2 separate regions of the Homo sapiens genome follow, and region 1 is linked to region 2. A link is a loop called in an ENCODE intact Hi-C map of the cell type or tissue named here. Cell type or tissue: sigmoid colon. All regions are shown on one strand. Each heading gives the region's core, and the rest is flanking DNA. Links, peaks and the distances in the headings are about the cores only. Region 1 holds the start of LOC105378150 (a long non-coding RNA gene). Region 2 holds the start of LOC100131532 (a long non-coding RNA gene).

The links. Peaks named below come from ENCODE experiments on the same cell type or tissue, not always from the same donor. Only the 100,000 strongest peaks of a DNase experiment are listed, where the experiment ranks them.
Region 1: it touches region 2 in a loop (3-fold over the local background); 2 of 110 quality-filtered maps call a loop at or near these places.

Annotation. Positions count from the first base shown.
Region 1 is chr6:170,016,471-170,031,872 of GRCh38, forward strand. It overlaps LOC105378150 (a long non-coding RNA gene), which reads left to right and starts at 7,297. Exons shown (of 3, transcript XR_943318.4): 1 at 7,297-9,222; 2 at 11,107-11,178; 3 at 12,265-15,402. RefSeq lists an enhancer at 12,842-13,347. In sigmoid colon, for the core only: no CTCF peak of the experiment used is centred there; DNase peaks (open chromatin) are centred at 7,311, 8,641, 9,271, 10,221 and 3 weaker places; H3K27ac peaks cover 723 bases; H3K27me3 peaks cover 1,078 bases.
Region 2 is chr6:169,954,767-169,970,168 of GRCh38, forward strand. LOC100131532 (a long non-coding RNA gene) reads left to right here and starts at 7,857. Exons shown (of 3, transcript NR_027434.2): 1 at 7,857-8,991; 2 at 10,861-12,495; 3 at 12,844-12,912. LOC107986674 (a long non-coding RNA gene) reads left to right here. Exons shown (of 5, transcript XR_001744483.2): 5 at 1-506. It also overlaps LOC107986675. In sigmoid colon, for the core only: a CTCF peak has its summit at 7,165 (motif pointing right); DNase peaks (open chromatin) are centred at 4,675, 7,195 and 7,585; H3K4me3 peaks cover 933 bases; H3K27ac peaks cover 1,458 bases; H3K27me3 peaks cover 531 bases.

The sequences.
Region 1 (15,402 bases), core at 4,288-12,287, 63 kb after region 2:
TTCTTGGTAGATGTAGAGAAGCATAAATTCTCCTAGCTGAGTAACTGTGGAGACTGAGGAGGAAGAGACATTCCTCTACATTGGTACCCATAGACAATAATGGATTTTACCAACTCATAACTGTGCAAATGGACAGATTCTTCTATTTCAGCTACTGTGGAAAAAAAATACATTCTTCTTTAGTACATGTGGAGAGGAATGGGTTCTCCTATCTCAGCAACTATGAAGAAAAGATTCTTCTACCCAAGTAATTGTCAAAAATAATGGATTCTTCTTCCTCAGTAACTTTGGAGAAAGATCTATTCTCTAACCTAGTAACTGTGGAGAAGGGGAGATTCTCCTACCACGGCAACTGGAGAAAGAAAGGTTCTTTTGTCTCAGTAAATGTAAGGAGGAATGGATTCTTCTACCTCAGTAACTGTGGATAAAAAGAGATTCTCCTACCTCAGTAATTGTAGAGAAAAGCGATTCTCCTTCCTCAGTAACTGGGGAAGAAAAGCTTTTCTTCCTTAGTAACTGTGGAAAAGGAGAGAGTCTCCCGCCTCAGTATCTGTGGAGAATAGATTCTACTTTGTTAACTGTGGAGGACAGTGCTGCTACCTGAGTAACTGTGGAAGAGAGATTCTCCTACCTCAGTAACTGTGGAGGAGAGATTTTCCTACCACAGTAACTTTGGAGAAGGAGAAATTCTCCTTCTTTAGTAACTGGAGAAATAGAGCTCTTCTTCTCTCAGTAACAGTGGAGAAGAATGTATTCTACCTCATTAAGCTTAGAGAAGGAGACATTCCCCTTCCTCTCTGGTGAGAATAAATCTGGGCTCCTGGTCAGAGTAGTATCAGTGTAGTCATTGCCAAGGCTTCTTGTTTGTGTGCCTGTGAACTTGGGAATGTGCTGAAATGAGACATGGTGGGCTGGATTGAGAAAGATGGGCCAGGGGGGCTTTGGCTCTTGTGAAGCTTCTCCACCAGTGAAAGGCACAGCTTGGCATCTCCTTGTTCACAAAATGGTGTGGAAGATTATTAGAACTGAGAGCCCCAGTGAAAAGAGAAACTCTTCACATCCCCTGTAAAAGCTGTTGGTGAGAGGCCCCTGAGGGAAGTTGGGGGATACCAATGCCCTCTCTTCCCTACCAAGGGAGTGCACCTTCTGGACATCTGGAGAAGAATCACAATAATACTTTAAAAATCACAGGACCAAAATCGAAAATCAAACCCTGACAGAAAATATGACAAGGCAGAATTGTAGCTAATTGTGGATAAGATAGTCTGCGTTTGAATTATGGCTCTAGCACTTACCAACTGTGTGGCCTTGAGCAAGTTAGTCAACTTCTCTGCGGTTTCAGTTTTCTCATTTGTAAAATTGGGATGACAAAATGACTTGTGTGGTTAGCCTCCTGTGAGAAATAAATAAGATAATACCTGCGACGCACTCAGAACAATGCATGGCACAAAGCAAACGTGCAGTCGGCATTCGCTGCAAACAATTTCTTGTCCTGAAAAAAATGTTGATTAGACCATGGTGAGCCAAGAGGTGAAGGCCATTTTCCTTAAAAAGTCCCATTGGAGGCCTGACCTTGGTTTCTGCAAACTGAGCAGCTGAAAAAGCAGAACTGAAGGTTTGTTCTGCCATTGTTCTGTAACAAAGCTTATTGCTGAGAATGGAAGTTTAAGAGAACAACTTTGCCAAAAAGAAATTTCATCACTCCTTGAAATGGCAACCCTAATTCGGGGTTTTTAGGAAATTCCCTCAGAGACCCAGTGCTCTATTTTCCTCAGATTACCCCCATTTAGCTATTTGTGCTGTACACCATATAAATTGTCATCGCTAAGTCCAAGATATCGTGACTCATAGACTGCGTCTTTGTTTTCCTAAAGAATGAAGAGTCCAAGAGGAATAGAAAAGCATTTTTTCATCCACAATGTTTTTTTTTTTTTTTTTTTCATTTGAGATCCCCCATGTGGTGTTGGGTGCAGGTTATGGAAACAAAGGTGTAGGTCATTACCTCCAGGGTCTCATAGGCTGGTGGGAAGGCAGGCCAGGGAACCTGCCTGTAGCAATTGATCCCTGGTATATTCACAGGCTTTGGGCCCAATAGAAACGAAGGGTGGGAGCCCAGGGACTCAGAACCCGGAACAGGGGGGAGGCGAATCCGGAGGGTGAGAGAATGGAGGGCAGGGCTTCCAGGAGGGAACAGCCCAGGCCAGGCAAATGGTGAGAGGCCTCTCACATTTGGGAACTGTGAGAGATTCCATGTGGCTGAGAGGTGGCTTCGTGGGGAAGACGTGAGGGCGAGCGGAACAGTGTGGAGGCAGATCACAGAGGGCTCTGTGTAACTTACGCAAGACCTGAGCACCAGGCGGAGCCGTCAAGGGAAATTTAGGTTGAGCAGAGATACAATTGGGTTTGGAATATCTCTCTATAGCAGCAGTAAAATACCATGCAGGTGACAAGACTGGGAGCCGGGAGAGGAGGCAGGAGGGTGTGGGTGGTTCAGACCAGGGATGGACAGTGGGGCCGAGGGGAGGAGACATTGGAGTGGCACCATGTGGACAGGGGCAGGTCTTGGGAACACATAAAACTGAAAGGAGATGTGGAAACATCCAGGCCCACAATCTAGGGGTCCAGGGGCTGTGGCCACTGGAGTGCCATTCAAAGACTTCTCCCAAGCCCACCCCAGGTGAAGCCCCTCCCCTGCCTGTGCTGGCTTGGTCCTGGGAGCCAGGGCCCCTCCCTCATCGCAGCTGCTAAGCTGGACCATCCAAGAAGTAAAGCAGCACCCGCCTACCATGGCCCACGCCTGAGTTTCCCGGCCTGAGCCTTCATTCTCAAAGCTGTTTCTTGTTTTAAGGCCATTTCCTCATGGTCCTCCCCTGCCTGCGATGCTCAGCCCTGAATTCTTCACCAGACTCTTAACAGTGAGTGATTCGCTCCTCTGTAAACATCTCCTCTGTGAAAGGCCTTGCCCAATCTCCAAAACTAAATTAAGTCCTCCTGTTACAATACCCTATACTTCGCCTCACAACATTTATGGCAACGTGCAATTATATATTTCTGTGTGTGGCTGTTTGTTTTATATTTAGCTTCCTTCATAGACCATGATCTCCGTGGGGACAGGGCCCCTGTGCCCCCACGCCCAGGGCGGGCTCTACACCGACGCCTAGAAAACACACGTGCAAAGGCAAAGGCATGAAGTCAGCGAACAAGAGAAGGCTGGACTGGCTCCAGGTTTCCGGTGGTTGACAGTGCCCAGTGTCATTCACCAAATGTGGGATAGGCCGCGGGAAAACACACTGTGAGAAGGAGAGAGGAGCTGTGGATCTGCTTCAGAGCTGTCTGGGCCAGGCCCCTCATTCCAACTGATAGGGACTCGCCCGTCCAGATTCAATGTCTCCTGTGAGTCGCCAAGCGTACAGGGATCACAGGAGCCTTGGGCTCACGAAGTGTGTGGCCCCCCTGTGCAGATGAAGGACCAATGGCCAAGGGAGCAAGAGAACCCTGAGCCTTCTGTAAGGCAAACCCACTCAGCGCTGTTTCCCACTGGGTTCTCCTGTGGAGAAGCCCCTCAGACCAGGAATATGGTGCAAGAGCTTCGAATTCTTTCTCCTGGGCCAGCGGTCACCCAAACAGCTATCATTAGTCAGCAGAGACTTTTGGTCCACAGGAGGCGGATGACGCACTTGGTCCTAACAGGAAGTTTCCTGGATCCGTTTGGTTTGCTGCTGTTGGGAGACCAGGCAGCCGCCTTCTTATAGCTGTGTTGTTCTCACTCACGCGGTCTCCAGCAGCACCGCCATCCCACAGTTTCCTGACCCTAAAGTGTCTGAGGCCCCCACTGCCTCTGGCCAAAGCACATCACCTGCAGTTCACTCCCAACTGCCCCTCACCACTTATGGAGCTCCCGCCAAAGCAGCTTCCACGTGCTGAGGACGGCAACCTGCATAGTTCACTGAGGGGTGCTCAGTTGCCCTCCCAGGGTTGGGGCAGCTTGTTGAGTGCAGATAGTGAGACGGAGTAGGAGGCTGAGGGGCAGGAGGTTTGCCACCTGCAAATCACAGGTGGATTTCTGCCGTTAATGACAATGCTCTGTGCTGATGAAGGCCTAGTCTGTCACAGTTAGTAATTCTATAATAACACATTACATTTTCATAGCATTTGTACATTTTCCAAGTATTTTCATGTTCATTACTCTTTAATAATAGCTACAACTTTTTTTTGACCTGAAGTACACTCCTGTGCTGCCCACTGACATTTATTAACTCATCATATCCTACGCATTTATTCTTCACTCACAGGCGAGAAAGCTGAGGCCTGAAGATGTCACCTACACTGATGGAGGTCAGTTAATTCAGGTCTGTCCGACCCAGAACCCACACCCTAAATCACTGCAGGCCACTGCCTTCTCCCCAAAGTGCCCTGTAGGAAGATTAAATAAAAACTCGCCTTCTCCCAATTGAGCCAATGGTCCCAGCAACCATAGTGATGGCACTATCAGGCAGGGCAGGTCCCCCTCTTACCGATATGGGAGCTGAGACAAGGAGCCCCTCAGAGCCCAGTCTGAAGTTTCACAATGAAGACAGCTAAGTCACTCCCTTCCTCCCTGCCTCCCCCGTCCTTTCTTCCTACCTTTCCTCATCAACGAAGCATCCATTAGAAGCCTCCCCTATGGAAAACATTGCTCTGTGAGGATACTATGAAAGTCTCCTGGAAATCAGGAGTGGTCTGGGAATTTCCAGGGTTGTGTGTGCACACGCGCATGTGTGTTTCTGTTGATAGTACTATTAACAATACAGTAAAAAATAAAGCACTGAATCAGAATTTCTTAAAATTGTTATATATTTCAAACATTTGCACTCAGCATATTAATGTTTTTATATGTAATTCACACCATTTTATTGGCAGTGTGTCTGGAAATGGGACTAACATTTATAAGAGCATGTGCCTTTATAGAAATGCGGAAAAGAAAAATGCTGTCTCTCACTCGTGTCATTATGTGACAGTAGGTAAAACTGCATGTGGAGAATGAAGTACTGAAAATAAAAAATTAAGGCCCTTCATTAGTATTAGGCCCTGGGTCAGCTTGGGCGAGACAGTCTCCACCTCACAGATTGGCGTCTGCTGGGTTTAAACTCTTCCTCCCAAAGCACACAGCCTCTTGCCTGTTGCCACCCAGTTGAGTGTCAAGTGGAAGTTCGGAGCCATTGGCTCCATCCCGGCTGCCCACAGAGGGAAAAAGTGCTGCTAAAGGGGTCGTGTGTTTGGGGAGATGGACTGAAAGCACTCGTGGGTGTGGAGAGGACCGTGGGCTCTGTCCAAGCCCTGCTGCCTCTGGCCTGGACTGGGAGTGTGCTGCAAGGTCTGGGTGTCCAGGGCCATCGACTCTCTGGACAGCACCGTTCAGTGTGTGCTTCCCTCACATCTGCGGGGGCTACTCAGGAACAGGAAGCTGTCCCAGGCTCTCTGGACCTCATCTGCCAAATAACAGAACAGTAACATTGCACAGGTTTGTGGGAAGATTTGTGGAAATAATTACATGTCTCTAGTGAATCTGAACTAGAATTCGCAAAGGATATATGTGGGTTAGGAACCTGAGACTAGTTCTGCGTATCCTATAATGCAGCATCTGCATACCATAGTATTGGTGAGATCAACACACTTTGCGTGGAAATTGTGATCCCTCACTTCAGACATGCATGAAAGGCCCTAGATCATGCCCTGGTGATGCCTGCCATGGTTTCCAGCACGGGCCCTCAACCACACAAGCTCTAAGACTGCACCAGCAACGTTGACCAGAGCTTGTTCTTTCAACTATCTATATGGGCATCATCCTTACCTCCACCTCTCCACCGGCATGTCCACCTCTCCATCTACACGTCCACCTCTCCGTCCGCGCGTGTGTCACCTCTCCATCCACACATCCATCTTTCCACATGTCCAGGAAACTGTTGCCCTGGGGGCCAGAAAAGTGTAGTTTGTAGCCCTCCACACTAGACGCACACTTTTGCTGTCTCCACCTTGCTAGTGTGGTGGGCCACGGTGACCCACTCTGGTTGGTCGGTCAGCACACAGTGCGGCGACCGCAGCTCCGTGGTAGACGGTGCACTGGGACCCAGCAAGGCTGGCCGTCCCTCTGGCGGGGTGGTCAGAGCCGCTTCCTGGAAGGCGGATTTCAGCCGAAGTGCTAATGTCGCCAGGACTTCCTGGCCGCGGACCTGCAGAAGGAGCTCCCAGAACAGTGCAGGCCACGGGGCTTTAATGCTGCTCCTCCTTCTGCGTCCCATTTTACAAAATAACATTAATAGTAGGTTGATCACAGTTAATTGTTGTTTTGTAGATTGAAAGCATTTGGAGATTGACAATTTAATAAAGTTTATATTGTTCCAGCTAAGCATAAAAACTTAAAAATTTATAAAGCGCCTTCTAAAACAGTCACTTTGCTTCAAACATTTCAATCCTCAAACCCGCCACGTGACTAAGTTAGGGCCGGTATCCTTCTCCCGGCCTCAGGTGAGGAAACTGCCTGCGCCAGGTTCTCTGGGCCGCGCGGAGCCGGGGCTGACACAGCTGCGGGGCTGGGGTTTCCGATCCCAGCGCAGAGCGTCTCCCGCTGCTCCTGCGGGCGTGAGGCTCCCGGGATGCCCCTCCCTGAAGTGGGTCGGGACCCGCATCGGGATCCGGGCAGCCAGGCCTCGCAAAAGGCCCTGGGCCCGGGTCTGCTGCTCCGGCCTGACCCCTCAGAACCGCCCGAGGCTAGCGCGCCGGGAACCCCGGCCTCAGCCCCTCGCTCCCGCCGCCCTCTGTCTGGAGCTGCCGGGCCGCTCCGCCCCGCACGTGGATCCCGGCGGCCGCCCTAGGTGGGGCCTCTTGGCCGGGCCGTCTCCAGCGCCCGCCCTCCCGTGCGTCCCAGCTCGGTGGTGAGCGGCGTTTCCCGCCTTTGTCTTCCACCCCCTCCCAGCTCTGCCGTGGGAGGTGGCGCCCTTCTCCGGCTCTCCTCAGGCCGCGTTCGCGCCTCACGGGAGGTCTCGCCAGCCGGGCAATGCTCGGCGCCGCTTCCCGCGCGGGCTGAGGAGAGATGGCGCAGAGGCGCTGGGAACCCACGGGCTTCTGAGGAGCGCAGCGGGCACGACGACGGAGCGGAGTCCTGAGGCCACAGCTGAGGAAAGGGTCAAGCTCAGGCTCCCAGGCGGTGGCCGAGGGGACCCCGGGTGGGGCGGAGGCGCATCCTGGGAGGCGCTCGGGGAGGGTGCTATGGAGGCCGCCCGAGGCCGCCCCAGGCCGCAGGAAACAGGCGGGCGCGTCCTTCCCGCCTCAGCTACAGGCCTGTGGGGCCGCCTTCCGGGCGCCGCAGCCGCCTGGGCTGTGTGGTTCCATCTTGCAGATGGGATCAGATGGCCCTGGAGGTGGGGTCCCCCGGGTGTGCGCCCCAGACGTGCAAGCGCCTCCCCACGCCCCATCAATAAGGGTCACAGCCCCCTCCCCAGACCTGGCGGGGCCTCCCAGCCCTTCACGCAGCGCTGACGGGGCCTCTGCCCACCGGCCACCCTGGTCTCAAGACGGAGCCCACGTCTCCTGCTTGGGCTGGATGAGTGACCCTTCCCTGCGGCCATGAACAGGGAGCTTTAAACGTGTTGAGGTTGGACCCTGCCCAGCCCGGCTGAACCCCACTCTGTAGGAGGCGCAGGCATCAGACGCCGGGGACGTCATGGTGGAGGAGACTACCCGTGAGCCCGGTGACGTCACGGTGGAGACCACCCGCGAGGCTGGTGACGTCACAGTGCAGGAGACCACCGCGAACCTGGTGACGTCACGGTGGGGGAGACCACCCCGAGCCCTGTGACGTCACGGTGGAGGAGACCACCCTGAGCCTGGTGACGTCACGGGTGGAGGAGACCGCCCCGAGCCCTGTGACTTCACGGTGGAGGAGACCACCCTGAGCCCGGTGACGTCACGGGTGGAGGAGACCGCCCCGAGCCCTGTGACTTCACGGTGGAGGAGTCCACCCCGAGCCTGGTGACATCATGGTGGAGGAGACCGCCCCTGAGCCCGGGTGCCCCTGATCCCAGGCACTGGATGGGATCCCCGGGGGCCATGTTTTAAAATCAGTTTATTTGCTCTCTCATCTATAAATTATTTTTTAATTGCAATAAGACCGCCTACTCAAAAAGAGTTCTGGAGACAGATGATGGTGGTGTCTGCATGTAGGAATGTATTTAATGCCACTGAACTGAACACTTAAAAATGGTTAAGACGGCACACTTTTTGTTACCTGTATTTACCACAATAAAAAATTGGGAGAAAAAGTAAACACTGACCTTTCAAACACACTAGCTGGTCCTGAGGATGTGCGTTTTGTGTTAGTGAGGCATAAAGGAACCTCAGAGCGTTGGCCAAAAGATGTGGCCATTAATAAACTATGATTTGGGGTAAATGTCTGAGCCTCATTTTTTCAACTGTATAAGGGAGATTAAAAATAACATAGTCCTCTGTGATGTGGGGGCAAATAACAAATGTTTGCTTTGGTAACTGCAAATTGTGAATAAATGTCACTGTATAGTTAAAAAACAACAGCAGCTCATCTGGTCAGCACAGCACCACCAGCCTCCCTCATGGCAGAAACCCAACATCTGGTCAGCATAGCACCGCTAGCCTCCTTCATGGCAGAAACCCAACTCTGGTGTAGCGTCAGCACTGAACAACAGATGGAACATTAGCCCAGGACACATAGCGGATCCTGAAGACAGGCATTTGCTCGTGGGTTGAATTTGGAGAAGCACAACACATTCAGAGGGTAACTGTTCCTGATCTTCAAGGTCGTCCATTAATAAGTGTTCAAAGTTGGTTTGTTCTCCAGTTTTCGACGTATCTGTGTGTACAGTGAAGTGTCAAGAACTCCAGCCTCCACCGATTCGAGACCACTTGTCCTCTGTACAAATACTTAGCCTGGCAGCAGAGCGAAGAAGAGACTGCAGGGCATGTTTGTTCTCTGCAGATGCTGGCACCACCCACGAAAGGCAAACAACTGTGTCTGTGGAGCTGGATCCCCTCTGGTCACAGGGAACAGCCAGACTTCCTGGGACAGGGGTCAGAAGGCGGGAGACAGGCAGGGGCAGCCAGTGAGGAAGGAACCAGGACGAGGTCCCAGTAGACGCCCGGGAGGAGACAGCCCAAGCGGAGGAGAGGCCTGGAAGCAGGCGGGCGCCCTGAGCCTTCATGTCCCCTTTGCTGGTAAGCAGCATCTGCCTACGACCTCCTAACCTCGCATTCAAGAGTCCACTGAGCACGGGCATGGGGAGGGAGCATGTGGACGGCCTCTAACCTGTGCGCCAGCCGACGGTGCCACCAAACGGGAGGCGTGGGCTGTGGGTCTCCCCTTCTCACTGGGCATGGGTGTGGGGAGGGAGCATGTTGATGTTGATGGGCCTCTAACCCACATGCCAGCAAATGACGATGATGCCACCGTGGGCTGTGGGTCTTCCCTTTTGAACCTGCATATGCAGCGGCACCTGCTTCAGGGCATCTACAAGCCGCCCCTGGCCCCAGCACCACGACACCTCTGCCCCTAAGGAGCTGCGAGTCCCTGGCCCCCAGGCTTGCCTGGGCCACAGGTTTCTCATGGGAATGGGGATCTTCATAGCACCTCACAGGCCTGCTGTCCTAGGGGCCACTGAGACCATCGCTGCAAGGCTGCGAGGTGCACCACCCGGCTCAGTTCTGCTGTGTGGTGGTGATAAGATGACATCTGGGGTTTTGTTTTTGCTTCTCTGACTTCCCATCCTTTCAGGCTGGAGGCCCCTGACCCTGCTGGCGTGGCCAGGGGGTTGGGGAGGGAGTGCAGGGAGCTAACCCAGCTGACCAGCTCAGACTGGGAAGCCTCAGGTGGGTAGGGCAGGCCCGGGGCTGGGGAGGCTCCGCCTTTGACCAGGAGGCCTGTGGCAGAGATGCCTCAGGGGTAGGGTTTCCTGGCTGTTTATTTCTAGGATAGGACCGATGCCAGTGTCCCTTTTAGAAAAGCTGGAAGAAGCATTCCTGGGTGAAAGTCTGGACAACAGTACCTGCCTGGGCGGCCCGGGCTCTGCCCCCGCTTCAGCACCCGGGGGGCCCTGAGTGCCTGGCTGCTGAGTCACCTCTGTAGAGCCAAATTCCACAGACGCGCACCTGGCGCCAAACACCTGGCTCCTGGACCTGCCTGTTCAGGCGCTGTGCCCAGGTTTCTACGTGCCTGGAGGGCGGGAGGCCTGCTGGGCGTGCATGCGATCTCATCAGCACACTTAATATACATGTACCCACACCCTGCAGGCGCGTGGACAGGCGGGTCATGGCCTGGTAGCAAGAGCACACCTGGAGATTCTGTGGTGCCTTAACTTTCCAAAGCACTCTCATGTGACTGTCCCACGATCACGTCTTCCATCCCTGCCCTCTCAGCCAGGCTCCAGGCCGGGCTCTTCGCCTGCATTGGTGGTGGCCCCTCTGCAAACTCAGTGCTAGACAAGACAGACTATTGTATTTTGTCCTTGGAGGAACGGAGGCTCAGAGAGTGTGAGCTACACACCCAGGCCACACAGCTGGGGTGTGTCACACAGGCATGAGTGTTCTGACCCTGGGACCAGCCACACCCTCCACCACTCTGGGCACTTCAGGCGAGCTCCTTAATCCCAGCCAGGCCTCTATACAAAGGTCTTAACTGTCTAGGCAAATATTTTAAGAAATGGGTGGATATATCTGCTTTAGGAAGCCCGTCCATGAATATCCATGCCTGTCCTAGCATGTAAATTGAAGGACGTCTTTCCATTGAAGAAAGGCTTTTCTTTGAAGAAGCCTTGCTATAAAGTAGAGGTGAACTTCTCGGCCATGTGCAGGAAGGATGGCTTACATCAAAGTACATTTCACAGTTTAACCAAGAACTCTCATGTCTGTTAGCACTTGAACTTAATTTAAGATTCGATGTTGCCTTTCCTAGGAAAGATTGTACAAGTGGGTAGCTTACATTCTGCTTACATTCCAAGCACATTACTGTTCATTATTCAGCCATAAGTGCCATTATTATAGGCCCTTGATGGAGTTACATAAGTGAAATGGGCTGAATTTCACTAAATTTCTATTTTGTACCAGGGGTTTGCCTCAATCAATACTTTTTGGACAAGACCTGGATTGAGACAGAAAGTTGATATTATACAAACTAAGGTAAGTTTGTGTTATATTTCCTTTTCAATTGGGACATTAGTTATTGGTTGTCACATGTACTCACACATAAATAAAATGTGGACTTATTAGGCCAGGAGGAAGGACAGATACGGGGGAGGAGAAGCTGTAACCAGAAGGCAGTAGAAAGCCCAGACCTCCCCCAGGGCCCTTGCTGCACTCAGTCCCTGTTGAGTCAGAGACAGGGAGAAGCCATGGTGTAGGGGAGTTGGTGAGGGGAGCAGCCTTGGCGAGCGGGAGGTGGGGAGACGGAGATGGAGATGGAGACAGAGAGATACAGACAGAGACAGAGAGACAGAGATGGACAGAGACACAGATGGGGACAGAGACACAGAGATGGAGAGACAGAGATGGAGAGAGACAGAGATGAAGAGATACAGAGATGGACAGAGACAGAGATGGAGAGAGACAGAGACAGAGAGAGATGGAGAGAGAGACAGACATGGAGACAGACAGAGAGAGACGGAGAGAGACAGAGATGAAGAGAGACAAAGATGGAGAGAGGCAGAGACAGACAGAGACAGAGATGAAGAGAGACAGATGGAGTGAGACAGAGAGAGATGGAGAGAGACAGAGATGAGGCGGACAGAGAGACATGAAGAGAGATAGAGATGGAGAGAGACAGAGATGGAGAGAGACAGAGATGAAGAGATACAGAGAGAGATGGAGAGAGACAGAGATGGAGAGAGACAGAGAGAGACAAAGACAGGGATGGAGAGAGATAGAGATGGGGATAGACAGAGATGAAGAGATACAGAGACAGAGATGAAGAGAGACAGAGTGAGACAGAGATGGAGAGAGAGAGATAGATGAAGAGATACAGAGACGGACAGAAACAGAGATGGAGAGAAACAGAGATGAAGACAGACAGAGATGGAGAGATACAGAGAGGTGGAGATGGAGAGAGATAGACAGGGAGAGATGAAACAGAGAGACAGGAATGGAGAGATACAGGGAGAAATGGAGACAGAGAGAGGTGGGGACAGAGCGAGCCAGCTTGTGCCACTCCAGGGCCGGGTTCTGCGTACACATGGGCACGGCATCCTGGGCCGTGCATTGCTTTCCCAGAGCGCGTGGCTGTCTGTGGGGACAGGACCAGGAAGAAGCCGCCTGGTTGCTCTCAGGCCACCTCGGAGAAGGTGGGAGGTGACTTCAAGACAGAGAGGACACCAGAGAGGCTGCTCCCAGCCAGCAGAGCCGAGCACAGGTGTGGAGCCTCGAAGTGGCCTTGACTCCAAGGGGACTTTGGAGCAAGCCCAGCAGCGGAGCCAGGCAATGGGTGGGGTTTGTCCGCCAGAGAAGGGCAGAGCAGAGGCCCAGCCAGAACTTTCAACCTGAAACCCAGGATCCCTCAGACCCTCTGATCGGCAGAAGCTCCTTTAACTGGGAATTTGTTTATATTTCAAGTGAACTGTTGCTAAACGCTGTGTTTTAGGCTAGATGAATCAAGGCCTGGCACACCTGACGATGTCAAAGGGGGCCTGGGAGCTGGAGACTTCCGTGTCCATGGGCAAAAGCAGGGTGGTGCTCAGGTGCTGGGAGGAGGTCCTGGGCCTCTGTGTCCTTGCAGCAGGAGGCTGGATGTAGAAGAGAAGGCAGCCGCCTGGGCGTTCAGTGCCGCCCGACAGACGGCCCCACCTCTGCCACAGCCCTTCCCGCCTGGTCCATGCCCTGCACCAACCCCAAAGTGACCTCTGTAAAACTCAGGGCCATTTTCCTGACGGAAATTCCACAATGACCTTCAATCTTAGTCGTACAATGGAATCTCTTGTAGATATATATATTTTTAAATGCTCACACCTGGGCATCACCAGAAATTTAGGCCTCATTGGTCTGGGCTGGAGTCCGGGCACTGTTAAAAGCCCCAGGTGATCCTGACACAGCCGGGTGGGGTTGGCACAGGTGGAATCCCTCCTTCATGATGTCCCGGCAGCTGCTTGAACCACCCCAAGCATCATCTCGCAAACAGCAGCGATGATAATGAAATGCCCACCTGCACCTGAGGTCCTGCAGTCCTGCAGCCGCCAAGCTGGTCCACACCTGCAACCGAGGTCCTGCAGCCACCAAGCTGGTCCACACCTGCACCTGAGGTCCTGCAGCCGCCAAGCTGGTCCACACTTGCACCCGAGGTCCTGCAGTCCTGCAGCCCTGCAGCCACCAAGCTAGTCCACGCCTGCACCCGAGGTCCTGCAGCCGCCAAGCTGGTCCACGCCTGCACCCGAGGTCCTGCAGCCGCCAAGCTGATCCACGCCTGCACCCAAGGTCCTGCAGCCACCAAGCTGGTCCACACCTGCACCTGAGGTCCTGCAGTCCTGCAGCCACCAAGCTGGTCCACACCTGCACCCGAGGTCATGCAGCCACCAAGCTGGTCCACGCCTGCACCTGAGGTCCTGCAGCCCTGTGGCCACCAAGCTGGTCCACGCCTGCACCCGAGGTCCTGCAGTCCTGTGGCTGCCAAGCTTGTCCATGCCCTGTAACCTGCTTGAAAGGCACTTTAAGACCTGCACCCGAGGTCCTGCAGTCCTGTGGTCCTGTGGCCACCAAGCTGGCCCATGCCCCTGTCACTTGCTTGAAAAACGCTTCAACACCTGGCTTCCACATCCCTTCCTGGAGCTTCCCAGAGCCTCCAGTGAGTCTGCAGCTCCCAGCTCTGCACTGCCTGAAATCACAGGGAGACGTACGTGTCAAGGTGCGAGTGCCATGCCTGTCCTCTCAGGAACAGCATTCTGAGCTCCTCACTGTGGAAGCTGCTCTGGTCTCTGCTTCCACGTGGGCACAGGCCATCATGCAGCAAGGTGTGAGCGAGGACCCCACTCTCAAAATGCAACACGCTTGACTGTCCAATACACACAAGGACTCATGTGCACACACAAGTGTCTACACATGTCCACACAGTACATATGCCCACACACACGGTACAGTCATACACGTGCACACAAGTGCAATGCACACATCCATGTGTCTGCACATGTTCACATGTGAAGACGTGTTTGCATGTGTATTCACATGTGTGGACACCTGTGCACACCCCCGCACCACCACTGTCACCACTGTGTCTCTGGTGGTAGTGAGAGGGTAAGGGTAAGAATTTCTGGATCCCACATACGATATCCTAAAGCAAAATGCCCTCACGCCTCCTCCCTGAGAGAAGACGCAGCAGCCACAGGAAGTGAGCTTCTTGGACAAGGAACATCAGGCGTCCAGTGCCCCACCGGCTTCCTGGTGCCTAGTCCCCTAAAGAGGTGAGAGGTGCTGATAAAATGAGCTGCTGTGCTGATGCCTGGGGTGACTGGGGTGGAGGGATGTGGGGGCGGCAGCCCTGTTGTCCTGGAGCTGCTCCTTCTCCCCACTGCATCACTCCTGGGCCTCTCCTGGAGGCCTGAGCCATCCTCCCCAGGGCAGCCCCAGGCTGTGCTGCCTGAGCAAACCCAGAGCCCAGCCCTCCCTCCCCCTGCAGCCTGAGGGCAGGGACCATGGCAAGCCCTTCTCCTACAGCCCCAGTGCCTCAGCAGCCTCATTTTCGGGGACGTGCCAGCTCATTTTCTGGTCTGTTTTGTGGTGTGGCAACAGCCTCGAATCACAGCAGCCTGAACAGCCCAGTAAATATTTACACAAACCTGGGGCTGGCAGGCCCTCTCCTTTGTGGGGCTGCCCTGCTGAAAGGGAGGGGAGCCAGGCCGGCTCAGTCCCAGCTCGGCGCAGATGGTGCCTGCAGCACGCAGTTCTTGCGGGGACGCAGCCGGGATGCAGACGTGGGCTTTTGAAGCCCCCGGCAAAAGCTGGTGGCCGCTCCTGGCTGGGGTTCTGTGGTCTTGTGTCTGGAAATGTGGCCTGGGAACATCCCTGAGGTCTCCCCAGAACAGCAAGGATTGTCTTCTTTCTTATGCTCTTCATCAATGCACAGGCAGCCCTCTGAAGTCCTCAGAATGCTCCAGATCTGGACAGTCACCTCCCAGCTGGGCTCTGGTGCTCTGGAAATCAGAAACAGGTTTCTTATGTGGTTCATTTTTCTCCATTTCCAGGCATTTTTATTGTTATTCTTATTAACAAATGACATCATCACTGCCAGTCATAGTAAGTGTATAAAAGTGCATTTATGGGGCATATCCATTGAGGCGTTCCCAGGACAGAGACGGGCCAGGGAGGCCAGAGTTCTCCGCCTTCAGCAAAGGCAGCCATGAGTCAGTCATAAGTTAGGGTGACAGG
Region 2 (15,402 bases), core at 3,032-11,031:
TGGTGTCAGATTGAGAGTTACACCATCAGCTTTCTTGATTCTGAAGACTTCAGACTTGGACTGAACCACTCTACCAGCTTCCCTGGTTCTCCAGCTTGCAGATGACCTGTCATGGGACTTCTCAGCCTCCAAAATTGCATGAGCTAATTCCGCTAAAAAATCCCCTTCTTATCTTTCTCTCTGTACATGCATCCTATTGGCTCTGTGTCTAAGAAGAGCACATACTAAAACAAAGAATGTCATAGGGAACTATTCAAAATAGCCCAAAATGGAAACTACCCAAATGCCCATCAACTGATGAAAGGACATAAGGTGGGACACACACACACACAAACACAAACACACCCAACATACACAAAAATACAAAAACACAAACACACACACACAAACACATACACACAAACATACAAACACAAACATACAAACATACATACACACACACAAACAAAAAACAAAAAAAACACATAAAAATACAAAGACACAAACACATAAAACACACAAAAATACAAAAACACAAATGCACACACAAACACACGCAATGGAATATTATTCAGCCATTACAAAGAAATGATGTGTGAATCTATGAATTATTTAAAAAAGGAAAAGAAAGAATGAATTACAAACACATGCTACATGCATGAACCTGAAAAAATTAAGTGAAAGAGCCACAAAAGACCAATGTTGCATTGTTCTGTTTATGTGAAATGTACAGAAAGTGAAAACCTGTAGAAATAAAAGTGGATTAGGGTTGCCAGGGGAGGAGAGAAGAGGAAGCAGGAAGTAACTGCTAATAACAGCTTGATTTCTTTTCGTATGTTAAAAACACAGAATTGTATGCATTTAAAGTATATCTCAATAAATCTGTTAAGAAAAACCTCGTTGAATGGCATTTGTTAAATTCAAAACCATTTATAGACGAGAATTGCCGCTGCTGTGCTTTCAGGAGTACAAGTGTTCCACCAAATGTTAATACGCGTTTTGCAAGAAAAGAGCTCCATGCGAGTAAGTTTGGGAAGTGCTGGGTTAAAAACGACAAGCAAGTTTCTTTAGTGCAATCACGGAAGAGTGTTCACTGTGCTAACGTGAACTGCAGCCTCCAGGGTGAGGGAGGGAGGGGCCGGCAGTAGTCTTGCTCCACATACACGATTTGGGTAGAGTTTTGCAGAAAGACGCAAATTCACAGGGAACTTGGGTGAAGGGGGGGTGGCTGTGTGTTTGGCTTTCACTTGGACAAGCCTCCTTTTCCCTCCCACAGAGCTGGCTGCTGCTGCCAAGGCCCCAAGGAGGCTTTCAGGTGAGGGGGCGTGGAGGGGAGGGCCACCTCAGCCCTCAGGATTGGGTGGGCTGGGGCTGAGGACACAAGAGCAGAGTTTTGGGTGGCAAGTGTTGATGCAGGATGGAAACAAATTTGGCTGTCCTGAGGGTCCGGACCTCACTCAGCAGCGGACCAGGGTCTCTGAAGCCCCACCAGCATCACCCAGAGCTAATGGCAACCTCCTCAAGGCACCCATACCCAGCCAGCAACCAACAGGGCTGCTGACCTCCGGCCTCAGCCGACCCTACCAGCCAGGCCTTGCTGAGCCACGCCCACTTCACCTGTGTTCAGTTGCTTCCGGCAGGAGGGGACGCTGGGGTCCGCTTTTGCAGGTCATGCCACCGAATTCAAATGTGGTATCCGTTTTGTGTTTTCAGTCGTCCCTGCATTTTCTTCGTCTGAAATCAGGACGCTAAGTAGCTACAGCTGCATGTGCCGCCTTTGAGAAAATCTCATCCTGAACTCGAGAACACAGACTCAACAGGCAGACGGCCGGGAAGCTACAAGGCAGCGCCTCACAACACTCTCTTCTTTTTCATTCTACTAAAAGTTGCTCTCAAATCCTACTGGACAGAAAGTCCTAAAGCATTCCAAATGTTGCTCCATTTCCAAAAGTGCCGGCGCTGCCTCCTTGGGATCAGAGGCCTTCTGCGCTTGAGCCTGGCACCTGCCCTGGGCCCCAGTGGACGGGTCCTTCCTCTTGGACCACTGGCCCCATGCATTGTCCATCCTCAACACCTTCCCTGTGGTGCCCAGAGGCAGCGTCCAGGAGCACACCCAGGTGCCCAGCGGGACCCCGGAGCTCCCTTTGAACAGGCACCTTCTGGGGCTGGGGTCCCCATGTCTGGGGGGGAATAGGGGGCTGGGGCCCGTGTCTAGGGAGTTATGGGACCTTGCATCTGAGGGGGTGTGGTGGGGGGCTGGGGCCTGCATCTGAGGGCGTGTGGTGGGGGGCTGGGGCCTGCATCTGAGGGGGTTCTGGTGGGGGGCTGGGGCCTGCATCTGAGGGGGTGTGGTGGGGGGCTGGGCCCTGCATCTGAGGGGGTGTGGTGGGGGGCTGGGCCCTGCATCTGAGGGGGTGTGGTGGGGGGCTGGGGCCTGCATCTGAGAGGGTTCTGGTGGGGGACTGGGCCCTGCATCTGAGGGGGTGTGGTGGGTGGCTGGGCCCTGCATTTGAGGGGGTGTGGTGGGGGGCTGCAGCCCTGCATCTGAGGGGGTGTGGTGGGGGGCTGGGCCCTGTATCTGAGAGGGTTGTGGTGGGGGGCTAGACCCTGCATCTGAGAGGGTTATGGTTGGGGGCTGGGGTCTGCATCTGAGGGCCATGGGACCTGGGTTTGTGGCTGCTGGTTCGCCTCTGGGCTCTGCTGCTTCTCACAGTAGTCGCTGAGCCATCGCGGGTCCTGATGTCTCACGGGAGAAGCAGGCCTGGGCAGGTGGCACCTTTGGGAGAAAGCGAAGGGCAGCCTGGGCTGGAGGCTGCACCCAGGCACTGTGGTCAGTGGCTGGGGAATGAGACACGGCCCTCCTGGGCCCCGTGTCCCTTGTGGTGGGGTCTGAGTGCCTACTTCTCTCACCATGGCCCTCGGGGTCCCGTGCCTCTGCGGCCTGAGCCTGCGGTGGGTCCTGGCGCAGCACCTGGACACGGGCCTCCCTGCCTGAGGCCTCCTTCCTTCCTTTTCACCCCCCTGAGCCTCCTTGCCCTTGGCTGGCTGAGCCGGCACATCCCCGTGGCGCCTCTGCACCTCCCCCAAGATCATTCTGCCAGCACGGTCCTCACTGCACCCTCCGGTCCTCCCTGCACCCTACGGCCCTCCCCTGAGATTATTTCGCCAGCCCGATCCTGCACCCTCCCGGCTGCCACTGCCCCTCCCCAGGGAGGCCGCCACAGATGCAATGGCCGGCTCAGGTTGGCTCCTCAGTGGTTGAAAGTGGTTTTGTTTTTGGTGGAACTTGGGGGCAGTGAGAGGCTTGAGATTATTCGTTGAGATAGTTTTCCAGAAAGAAAAAAATGTCACAGATAATTGGTTCTTTGCACTTGTAATATAAACGCAGTAATCTTTATTCTAACTTTTGCTAGAGAAATTGAAGTCGATGATAGCCCCTTTCAATTTTAAGCAGGAACCAAAGTCAACAGAAATTCTGAGTCATAGAATCAGGCCAACTGACATAAAGAAAAAAAAAAACCTGGGTCACTCACAACCACTAGGATGGCAGAAAGACAGGAAGAAAGAGAATGAAAAAAAAAATAAGACGTTATGGCAAAAGGATCCAGAGAAATTTGGGACCCTTGAGCATTGCTCGTGAGAACCATTGTGGAAACGATAGAGGGGCTCCCCAAGAGTTCATTACAGCAAATGGACTTAGCATGCGATCCAGCAGCTCCACTCCTACAACTGAAGACACAGACTCCAGCAAATACTTGTTCATACATGTTCATAATATCATTCGTTACAGTGGCCAGAAGGTGGGAACAGCCCAAATGTCCATCAACAGATGGACGAGCAAAATGCGGTCCATCCATGAGATGGAATATTACTCGGCCCTAAACAACAGTGAAGAAGTACTTGTAAGACCTTGACAACATGCATGAACCTTGAAGACGTTAAGCTTGTGGAAGAAGCCAGATACACAGGACCACGTGTTGTGTGGTTCCATTCATACAAAATGCCCAGGACAGGCAAATCTATGGAGGCAAAGTAGGTTGCTACTTGCCAGCCTGGAGGATCAGGGGGTGAGGAGAAACTGTGCAGGGAGTTCAGAGCCTCCTCTGGAGTCGGGGAAGCGTTCTGGACTAGATGGAGGTGGGACACACCGAACCGTTCACTTCCACATGCTCCACGTTACAGTTGTGAATTTCACTGCAATAAATTAGGGTTATTTTAAATACTTGGGCCAAACCTCAGATTTGCTGATCATTAATCCGTGGCTTTGGGAGCCACTGAGACTTGGCTGTGCTGAGTCCCCTCCTCTGCAAGTTGGAAGAAAAACTCTTCCCGGAGGATGGTTCAGACAAGTAAGTCAAAGCGTGAACACACCAGCAGAGCACCTGCCCTATACCTGCATGGTACCTGAGCATGAAAGACGTTCAAGAACATTCTCTTCCGTCCTCTGAGTCACTAGCAGATGGCCTGTTTCCTGCTGAAAGAAGCACCTGGTACTTGGTGTTTACGAACTCCACTCAGTAAGCGGATCAGTAGCAACAAGGGCACTTTGGCCGTCAGACGCAGAAGTAGCGTTTTCCTCCAGAACACCACCTGTGGTTGGGACAGTGCCGTGCAGCCCCAGCATGTCTGTGACGCACACCTCCTGCCTGCGGGGTGGTCCCCCTCCCGCCACCCCGGTTCTTCCGGGTTTTCGAGCCCTGCCCTCAGCTTCCCCTCCTTCCTCCCCTCCCCGATTTTCCAGCCCTGCCCTCGGCTTCCCCTCCTCCCTCCTCTCCCCCTGGCACCGTTAAAACATTCATGCTGGGCCAGATCATGCTTTTTGACAATGTCTAACGAGCTAGCAGTGAATGATAAATCTGCCGGGCCGCCTCTGTGTCTCAAAGCCACTAGGATCTGCAGCTGTTTCAAGAGCACAGAACAAGAAAGCCTCCAGGAAAGGGGGAAAGAGCGGCATCTGAGCTTGGAGGAAGTCATTTCTGTGAAAATCTTTTAATGCAACAGGGAGCTAAGCAAGTGGGCTGTGTGTGCTGTGGAAGGTGGCGATGTTGGGGTCTTGCCTCCTGCAGTGGATGCCGGCGACAGGGCCTCGGGTGGCTCTCTTAGGACCCACAGGCCCTGCATCTGGATTGGTCAAGTCCCAGGGGCCAGGCCTGCCTCAGAGGTCCTGGGCATTTCACGGCTGGAGGGCACTGCGGAGGTCCATCTGCTGCCCCATGGAGGAGAGCGGGTGCTCAGACACCAATCTTGGTGCCCAATCATTTCCCCTCCTCTGACCTTGAGGGAAAAAGCCAAGATGCAGCCTCTGGACACCAACCTTGAGACATTCTCAGCTCTCAGCTCATCAGCAGAGCCTGGACTCATTACTCCAGGGAAGAAGCTCTGCTTCCGTGGGCCAGGGGTAAGGTCAGACGCAAGGGCCTGAGGCCACATGGGAGCCCAAGCAGCAGGAGGCCCCAGGCCAGTCAGAGCCCTCAGGGCCTCCCAGGGGCTGGCAGGAGCACCTGCTCAGTGGCGAGATGAATGTCCTAAAATGCTATTAACGGAGTTCAGTCTAGGGTTTAAATCAATTTGGCAAACATTTATTGAGTGCCCACTCCCAATAAGGTTCTGAAAAGGCTCTTGAAAAAATGTCTGTGCTTTTGAATTTCAAATGATTGGTTTTAGTATTAGGAGCAACAGAAATCCTGTTATCACTCATCCAAATAATCAGAATTAATTTAGGAGTTGATGGCAAGCAGAGTCCGTTGGTAATTAGGAAACATGGAGAAATAATTAACCATGGCAAGAAATGCGGTTACATTTAACTCCTGCGAAGTTAAAAAAGAACCATGGTACTTTTCTCTGTGAGGCTTAGCAATCCCAGTGCTGGTGAGAGTGGCGCCTGCCTGAGCCCGTGAGGAGCCCTGCGCTGTTCCCCACCCTGGGTGCCATGCTGGCCGCTGGGCCCTTCCTTCAGGGAAGCCAAGCTGGATCCCTGAGTCACTAGGGCGACTGGGTGGGGCCTTGGCCGGATGACCTCCCTTCAGAGAAGGACCAGGGCCTAACTCCATGTCTTTTGTAAATTTATTTTTTTAAGCCTGAATAGAAAATGTCTCCATTATTCACTTTAGTTTTAAATATAGGCGCCTTCTCCCGGCTGGAATCCCCACTGCTAAGCTGGGAGGAGCCTCCAAGCTGGAGCGCTGGGCTTGTCCAGCCAGGCAGCAGACACTGTGGGGAGGCAGTGTGACATCCATCAGGGCTCTCTGTGGCAATGACACTGCATTCCTTTTAGAAAACTCCCTCTCCTCCAGTCTTCCTCCTGAAGGCCACCCCTCTCTACCAGCACTCGGCTCAGGAGGCCTGCGTGGCTCTGACTGATGCCTTTCTCGGCAGCTCTGTCCAGGGGCTAAGGGAGGTGCAGATGAGTCCCTGAGCGCCCTCATGGGGATTGGTCATTTCAGTCCCCATCCTGGGTTCCCCTGGAGGATGTGGGCTCCATGGTGCTGGGCCGTGACTCTCTCTGCCTCAGTGCTCCCAATACCCCCAGCCGTGGACCCTGGTGAGCCCCATGCAAGTGAAGCAGCCCCTCCCAAACCCTCCATCCTTGGAACGCTGTACTGCGGCTGCCAACTCCTCTGGCCTCCACTGCAGACACACAGGGCTCCTCTCTGGAGCTGAAGCTGTACCTCCAGGAGACACTGAGTTCTAGGCTTAGCGCCATAGCGAGCCAGCCCCTTCTTCAGGATGACTGCCAGGGGGAAGTGTCTGTGCATGTGTGTGTTTACGTGTGTGTTTGTATGTGTGTGTGTGTGTGTGTGCATGTGCCTCTCACATGTGTCTGTGATTACCACCCAGCAACTCCTAGACCTGCCCTGTCCCATGGAACTTTCCGGGGTGTGGAGACGATTCTTAGCACTGAGGGTCGCCACAGCCACGTGAGTGCTGGGACACAACCACTGCAACTGAGGAGCGGAGTTTTAATTCTGTTCACTTTAAATTAATTTAAGTAGCCACATGTGGCTAAGGGCCCATACTGGACAGTCGGTTCTTCAAGGAGGTGAATTTGAGATTTTCCCTCAGAAGCCTCCTCTGAGTTCTGCCTGTGCTCTCGGGGGTCTCAGCATCTCGGGCGCCTTCCCCGCCAGGCACCCCCGGGGCGAACGAGGACCGTGGGCCTGTCCTGCCACCATCGCTCTGGAGGTGAGGATGCGGCTCCCGGACACCCGAGGGCGCCCTCCTGAGCCTGAGCCGGACAGAGCGGGGGTCGCGGGAGCTTCCCGGCGCCGGCGCAGCCCCAGGAGGAGGGACGGGTCCTCGCGGTGGGTGACGGTGTCACCGCCAGCATCGCCTCTCCCGGGTTTCGGGGTGGCCGGGGCGCCTCCTCACCGGGGCGGCCGCAGAGCAGGGACCCCAGTGCCTCCCATGGCCGCCCCGACAGGGGACGTTCCCGCCCGGGGCCATTCTCACCGCATCGCGCCCGGGCGGGAGGAGCGCTGGGGCGGCCGGGGCTGGTCTCGGCGGCTCCTGGCCCAGGTTCGTGGCTCTCGCGTTCCCCGGGGTCTGGGCCTGCGCCGGCGGCGGGGCGCCTTCCACCCAGTGATGTGGCGATGCCTCCCGGGCTCATGGGGGAATGTCGGGTCGGCTTCGCGCTGGGCCCACGGCCTCCTCCCGGTGAGACGCCCTCAGGGCTCCCCCATCTCAGCGCCCGGGACGCCGCAGCCATCTCGGTGGGCTGAAGGGAAGTAAGATTCTTGCAGAGGGCGCCTGCCCCAGAAAACAAATTTCATGTACAGGTTTCAAAGAGGCCAAGACGTCCGTGGCTTCCTTCAGGAGAAAGCGGCAAAACCCACGCCCAGATCCGTTGTGCTTTCAGCTTTTCACCAGGAAACTCACTTTTCTATGTAAGAGCAAGCGAGTTCCACAGCGCGGGGAGGCCAGTGGAGAGGAGCGCGGCCTTGCCTGGCTCATGTCCTGTTTCCAGCTTGCCCTGAAAACGAATTACTAAATCCATGGAGGAAGAGCTTGGGGCCTGCCTGGTCCTCGGCCACAGTGGGGCTGGGGCCTGTGACTGCGTGTGCAGAGGGTCCGCGCCCAGGGCCCGGGAAAGGGGCTGCGCTGCCCCGAGCGAGTCCCCGGGCGCCCCCAGCCTGCTGCAGCCACCTCGGGCTCCACATTTCGGCCCCTTCTCCTCTCCGCTGCTCTGGGCTCAGCCACCAAGCTCCACGCTGTGGGCAGAATCCACTGGGGCGCAGGAAACCTCAGCTTCCGCAGCCCACCTGGCCTTCGCAGTCTTCCTCTCCAGGGTTTTATTTCAACATGGCCTTTTCTGCTGCGACTCAGCTGTGGTAGGGGCCAAGTTTGGGTGTGTGAGGCCAGGGAGGTGCGTTGTGTTCTCGCGGAAGAGAGAGACGCAGCGAGGGAGCCCGGGCACACGGACCCAGCTCACCAACCGCAGCCAAACCACCAATTCTGTCCCGTGGCCCTTGGTGACCGGTGACAGGGAGGGAAGGAAACGTGGCCAGCTTCCGCCAGACCACAGGCGAACACAGGTGGGGCGGCCCACTGGCTTGGGCCTAGGAGCTGCAGGAGCAGGGGCCACGGTCCAGCCTGACGCCCCTCTCTTGGGGCAGGAAGTTCCCTCTGTCTGCCGTGAGCAGGGGCACTTGGGAGGGCCCAGCATAGGACCTCAGGAGCTCCCGGAGCAGCCTCAGCAGCCGCAACCCCTCGACCTTGTCCAGCATCACGCCCCGGTGCCAGGGAGACAGACCGAAGAATCCCACCACTGTGCAGGAGAGGAAGCCTACTTTAATTCTGTTCTTGAAGTAATGGCAGGTGAAGATTCGTATGTCATAATTAATTCCTCACTTCTTAGGAATCGCAGCGATTAGCTCTGTCATTCCTTTGTTATCAGAGAGAACTGTGAGTCCTGTTATTCTCACTGCTTCGCCATCTGTGAGCATGCGCAGCCCTCGGCTAAGTTTTCTAAAAGGAACATCACAGCGACTTCCCTGACCTCAGCCAGGACAAAAGGTGAAGTCTAGCACGACGACCCGTGCAGCCTGCATGGCTGGAGGCCCTCCCTTCCCGGTCTCTGGGCACAGGTGCGGGGCCGTGCGCGCGCGTGCGCCTCCACGGTTCCTCCGGGCACAGGTGCGGGAGCTGCGCGCGTGCGTGCTCCTCCAGGGTTCCTCCGGGCACGGGTGCGGGGCCGTGCGCGTGCGTGCGCCTCCACGGGTCCTCCGGGCACAGGTGCGGGGCCGTGCGCGTGCTTGCGCCTCCATGGTTCCTCCGGGCACAGGTGTGGGGCCGTGCGCGTGCGTGCGCCTCCACGGTTCCTCCGAGCACAGGTGCGGGGCTGTGCTCGGAGCGCCTCCAGGTTCCTCTGGGCACAGGTGCAGGGCCGTGCACCAAGTGCCTCCACGGTTCCTGTGAAGGAGTGCGATGGCTCTGTAATTTTTGTCCTCAGCTCCGGTTTACCACAGCTTAGGCCTTTGGGGTCATTTTAAAGTAGTAAAGAAGCTTGAAAGGTAATCCCAAACCAGGTGGTCCTTAAATCATTACTGGGTTCGAAGAATAATTATCATCAGAATAATTTATTATGCATATAATTGTAACTGTGCCCTGTGGACACTGCACATGGTTAAATCAACACCAGGAGGGTATTTTGGTTTCTAAGAACTTTAAAAATATAAGGCAGATGGCATTAATACAGACAAGTAATGAATGAATAAGAATTCATAACAATGAAGCTCTAATGCAACGTATGATTGAATAGGGCAGCTTAGAAGCCTGGAAATTAGGAGGCTCGGTAAGATGAATTGGGTGGTGGTTTCCAAACCTCCTACCAGCATTTGGAAGAGACCCCAGGGATCAGGGCATCTCCAGAATCCAAGCCAGCTCTGCATGTCCGGCCAGTGCCTGCAGCATTTTGGTGCTGAGATAGCATCGTGGGTGGCCCATGGAAGGACGTGTTTGATGGAAGGGAGATAAGAAATGGCCCTAATAAGGAAAGGAAAAACTCTAAGCTGGCCAGAGCTTCCAAGTTGTCCACCTGAGGACTTGGAAGAGTCGATGATCTGAGCTTGCATCTGCAGGGCTGAGGGTGAGCAGGGGTGAGGGTAGCAGAGATAAGAGCTTGAGCCAAGGAGTAAGGGGTGTGACCCACCCCTTGCTTGAGCATGGTCTGTGCTGATGGTGCACTTCTCACCAACAGCAGGGCACAGGGTGTGGGGCATCCAGTCTGAGATTAGATTAAAAAGACTGTGGCTTTTGCTTTGGGGACACTCCCGGCTCATGCTGTTCCGTGCCCTCTGCCCGTCATAAGGACACTTGGCAGCCCTGGGAAGGGGTCACATGGGGAGGACCAGGGCCTGTGGGCAGCCTGGTGAGGGGCTCAGACACCCCACAGGAGCCTGCAGGGGCAGGAAGAGATTTGGGGGAGAGGAAAAGATTTGCTATTTAGGTTGTGGTACTGGTTTCTTGGCTGTATACATATGTTAGGCTGATAATACTTCAATTGCACGCTGTTTATCACACTTTAATTATACACTAATGAGACTGTAAAAACTGAGGAGGTGGCATTATTCGTGGAGAAGAAAAAGCTCAGATTAAACAGGCAGTGGGAAGACATGGTGTTCAGGGGAGGTGAGCCCAGGCGTGCAGATGCTGAGCATGGGCGGTATTTGTCAGGTGATGGAGAAGCTGGCATGCATTATACCTGGCAGGAGTTTGAAGATCTTCCATCTGTGTTTGGATGGCCGCATTGGCTGCAGGGCGTGTAGACAGTGTTGTTGAGAATTGGCTTGAGTGCAAAGGTTAAAATGTACAGTCACTCTGGGGAGTAGAAAGTTTTGCCCTTTTTGAGGTGTAGGGCATGACCTTTAACACTCCCACCATCAGCAGGGAGAAGAGGAATGAAAAGCACAGGAAAACAGGCCAGGGAGTTCATGGATGGAAATGGCATCACAGGCAACAGCCACTCACGAAGATGGACGAGGACCCAAGAGAGAACCAGCGCTGCTCTACACCTGCCTGTCAGTTCGTAGTGGAGAGGGGCACTGTCCGCCGAGCCTCCATCCGTGGAAACGCTCCTCTTCGAGCCCGGCCATTGCTCTGGCTGGGCCTGGTGAGGAATGGCCGACATCACGGACAGTGGCCTTTCCTAGCCCTGACCCTGCAGAGTGCCTCTGGAGCGCATAGTGCTGGCGGACAGGAAGTCAGCAGATCGAAGACAGGGTCCTGGCTTCACGGTGGGTGAGCCGTGTGATGTTTGGGCAAGTCCCTCATGCTCTGTAAGTCTCTCCACTGAGCTGGGTGTGAACGTGGTGCTCTGTGGCAGTGGCACGTGATGACTCCTGCATGGAGTTCTCGTCTCAGCAGGGGCAGTGCCTTGCACCCCGATTTTCAAGCAGCAACCTGAGAGTCCTGGGAGGCCCGTCTTTTCCCCTCGGTCTTTCTGTTGGCCCCACCACTCACATATTTCAGGCCTCACCAAGTCCTGTTAATCCCATTTCCAAAAAATGCCTGGAAGCTTCTACTCCTGGCTCTGCAGCCTCCACCTTTCTCTGAGCTCTGCGGACGCTTCCTCACATCAGCCCTGGATGACTCCAGGAGCCTCCAAAGGGAGCCCCTGCTTCCTGTTCCCCTCCCCTGCGACCTGCTGCCCATGTGCTCCCAAGGGGCTCGTTCCTCCGTGTGGATGGGATCGTGTTCCTGCTCCCCTGCCCCACAACCCACTGCCCGTGTGCACCCGAGGGGCACGTTTTTCTGTGTGAGTGGGATCATGAGCCTCTTTCCTTGGTAGATGTTCTCTTTGCGCTGGAATGAAACCTCAGCTCCCCTGTGACAGGAAGCTCCCCATGGGCCAGTGCTGGGTTTTGGTCTGTCGGCATGTGCTCTCCACCCAGAGAAGACTCACAGCTGGCTGCTCCTCTCACCCCTGAGGCTTCACAGTAAACATCGACTCACAGGAGGGGACCACGTGATTCCCACCGCGTGTCCTGTTCCCTCCATGGAGCATGAGCTTGACCATGGTACAAAGCACCGCACAGCTGCTTTAACCCTGGGAGAGAAGTGTCTTTATGAGATTCTCTGTGTCCCCAGGAAATGCTGCCTTCTCCTGTGAAGCAGTCAGTGGGCCAGGCCCAGTCCTTAAAGATGCAGAGAACCCAACAGGCCCCTCTTCTGCTCACAGCTTCACCTTATGTTATGCAAAATCCCCACACCACTAGAGCATGCTGGCACTGGGTCATGGGTGCCTGCATTTCCCGCAAGCTTGTGACTCGGGGTGCGATACCTCAGCCCGTTTCCAAGCAGCCCCATGAGATCAGGGCTTATTGTGTTTGCTCCATGTATCATGAGGGTGCATCCTGAGAAGGAGAGACTCGCAGGTGGGTGCAAATGATTTGCAGTCACAGAGGAGCCAAGAGCTCCTGACGGGACTAATGAAAGCATGCCTCACTTTAGCCCTGGGCCGGGTTCACGCCTCACCTTAGCCCTGGGCCGGGTTCACGCCTCACCTTAGCCCTGGGCCGGGTTCACGCCTCACCTTAGCCCTGGGCCGGGTTCACGCCTCACCTTAGCCCTGGGCCGGGTTCACGCCTCACCTTAGCCCTGGGCCGGGTTCACGCCTCACCTTAGCCCTGGGCCGGGTTCACGCCTCACCTTAGCCCTGGGCCGGGTTCACGCCTCACCTTAGCCCTGGGCCGGGTTCACGCCTCACCTTAGCCCTGGGCCGGGTTCACGCCTCACCTTAGCCCTGGGCCGGGTTCACGCCTCACCTTAGCCCTGGGCCGGGTTCACGCCTCACCTTAGCCCTGGGCCGGGTTCACGCCTCACCTTAGCCCTGGGCCGGGTTCATGCCTCACCTTAACCCTGGGCCAGGCTGCTGTGTGCCATGTGCTGTTTCTTCATCGGGGGGTTTGGGTACAGAAATACTAAAAATGAATCTTGAAAGAGGTACCGATGGCTTCTTGCGGTTTTTTGGATACAAACAGATTGGTTTTTTCTCAAAGAAGATGAGTGACTATGTTGTCAGTGTCATGGTGCAAAGATGAATACGCACCTGCGGCTAACAAAGCTCCCAGCGATGGGGGATGACCTCGCAAATGTGTCGTGAAATGTGCAGAAGAGGGTTTCATATGCAGGACAGAAGTATCTGGGTGATAGGTGAGCAGTCATTTCTCACTTACTCATCTCTGGGCACTGTGACGTGACTCACATCTGCAATCCCAGTACTTTCAGAGGCCAAGGTGGGAGGATTGCTTAAGGCCAGGGGTTCAAGACCAGCCTGGGCAACATAGCAAGACCCCATCTCTACAAAAAATTAAAAAATTAACCACATGTGGTGGCATGCATCTGTAGTCCCAGCTACTCGGCCGGCTGAGGTGGGAGAATGGCTTGAGCCCAGGAGATCGAGGCTGCAGTGAGCTATGATCCTGCCCCTGCACTTCAGCCTGGGCCACAGAGTGAGATCGTGTCTGTAAAAAATCATCATCATCGTAAAATGAATCACCTGCCACCTGCCATCCATCCTTCTTTCTGAACCGGGTCTGGTCAGTTTCCTCCCAGGGACCTGGTCTCCTGCTCCTGGCTGTAACTTGGTGTAAGAGTTAAAGAAAGAAGAAAGAATCATGAAAAGTGGTTCGACAGTCCAAGACAGGTTTATTTTGGAGAATAAACCTGAGAGGGGCTTCTGGCTGATTTCAGTCAGGAGCATTCTCTCTTACAGACTAACAATATTTAGGGTTTAGAATATTAAGGAGCTTATCACAGGCTTGGATTGTTTCTATGTGAGGGAAAGTTTATTGCAGGGTTGGGATGTCTCTAGTCAGAGGGGAGTTTACCTTAGTGTTGCAGTGTTTCTGTTTATGCTGACATTAGCTGTTAGGCTGATGTTTTGGGGCAGATTTAGGTGGTTTTTTAATCAAGGGGAACTTAAAATGGCAGTGTGTGTCCAGGATGGTGATGTCCTGCTCCTGCTGTAGCTTGGAGGGCAGTGGCTGTGGTGCCCGCCTTCCTCCAACAGAAGACGGGCACCAGGAGCTCATTCTGCAGATTCTTTCTGTCACCACCTGTGCGGTCTCGGTGGTCACAGCCCAGGTTCAGTGGCAGGATGCTGTCCCCGTTCTTTTAATCTCAAGTAAGCGTATGAGGACAGAGTGCCTGGTGGATCCCCGTCCCCCGTGGGCACTGTCCCTGGACTCTTACCATGAGACCTGCTCTGGGCATCAGCTCCAGCTCTGGGCTCTGGGTGCCACCTTTGCCCAGCCCTCCCTTCTATTGCATGACCAGCAAGACCAAGAGCCCTAATAAAGGACAGCAAGGTTAATGGTTTGGACGAGGAAAAGCTGGGATTTTAGGAACAACGGCTGCCAGGCCCTGTCCTAAAGGGAGAGTGGAGTCTCTGGAGGAGCCTGAGGTGGCCCCAGGGACTCAGGAACCTGCGGCTGAGAGCTGGAGAGCGTGGCTCACACAGGTAACCCTGGGACCAGCGCAGTCAGCCGGGAGAAGGCTGAGCATGCTGGGGCACACTCCGTTTTAGTGGCCCCGAGTTTGTTCTATTTTCTGTTGAGCCAGAAAGAGGAGATTGTATTGGATTCCCTTGATCCAGGGTTGCAGGCCTGTTTCTGAGTTACTGATTTCTGTGCCAAATGAGTCTCCTTGCTCGCTGGTCAAAGACCTTGTCCGTTCTCTTTTTCTGTTTTTTTTTTTTTAAGCCTCTGGGGAATTCTCCCCATAAATCATGTTTCCCTGCTACTGAGCAGTTGAAGTGAGAAACCATAGCTGGCACTGCCCCTGCAGAGTAGCCAAGGGCACCTGGCCAGGGCGTCGGCCGCAGCGTCAGTGGTGGAGCTGGCCCAGCAAAGCTGCCCTCCCCGGCAGTTTCTCCACCTGCGTCTTTCTGCTGAAGCCCCTCCGTCTTTCCCCACTGCTCCCACAGTCTTCTCTGGACCTGGGCTGCACACTCTCTCCTCTCTGCCCCTTTCCTCTCCTCCCTCCCAAGCACCCCAAGATCAAGGGCATGGAGCCAGCATATGGTTCTCAGGAGCCGTGGCCGGTCCAGGCGAGAGGCTTCCGGACGCAGAAAGGCCATGGCTGTGGCAGTGCATGCGCCCCTGGGTGCAGGCTCCCCCAGCACATCCCCATCCGACAGAGGCCCAGTCCCACACGGCCTCGTCAGGATGAACTGTGTCTCAAGCGACTGGTTTTCCTGGGGTGGAAGGCACCATCAGTGAGAGGTAGAAGGAGGCTGGGCTGTGGCCTGGCTGTGCTGGTCAGTTGGTTCCTGGGCCCAGGGGGAGTGCTTGGCAAGTCACTGGGCTCTTGCCCTCCTTGTGGGAAGATTTTTAGGGGAGGGAAGAGTACACCTAAAAACAGAGACGTCATTAGCCCTGGATCTCCCTGGTGAGCACTTCTGTGGTAGCCTGAATCCTCCAACAC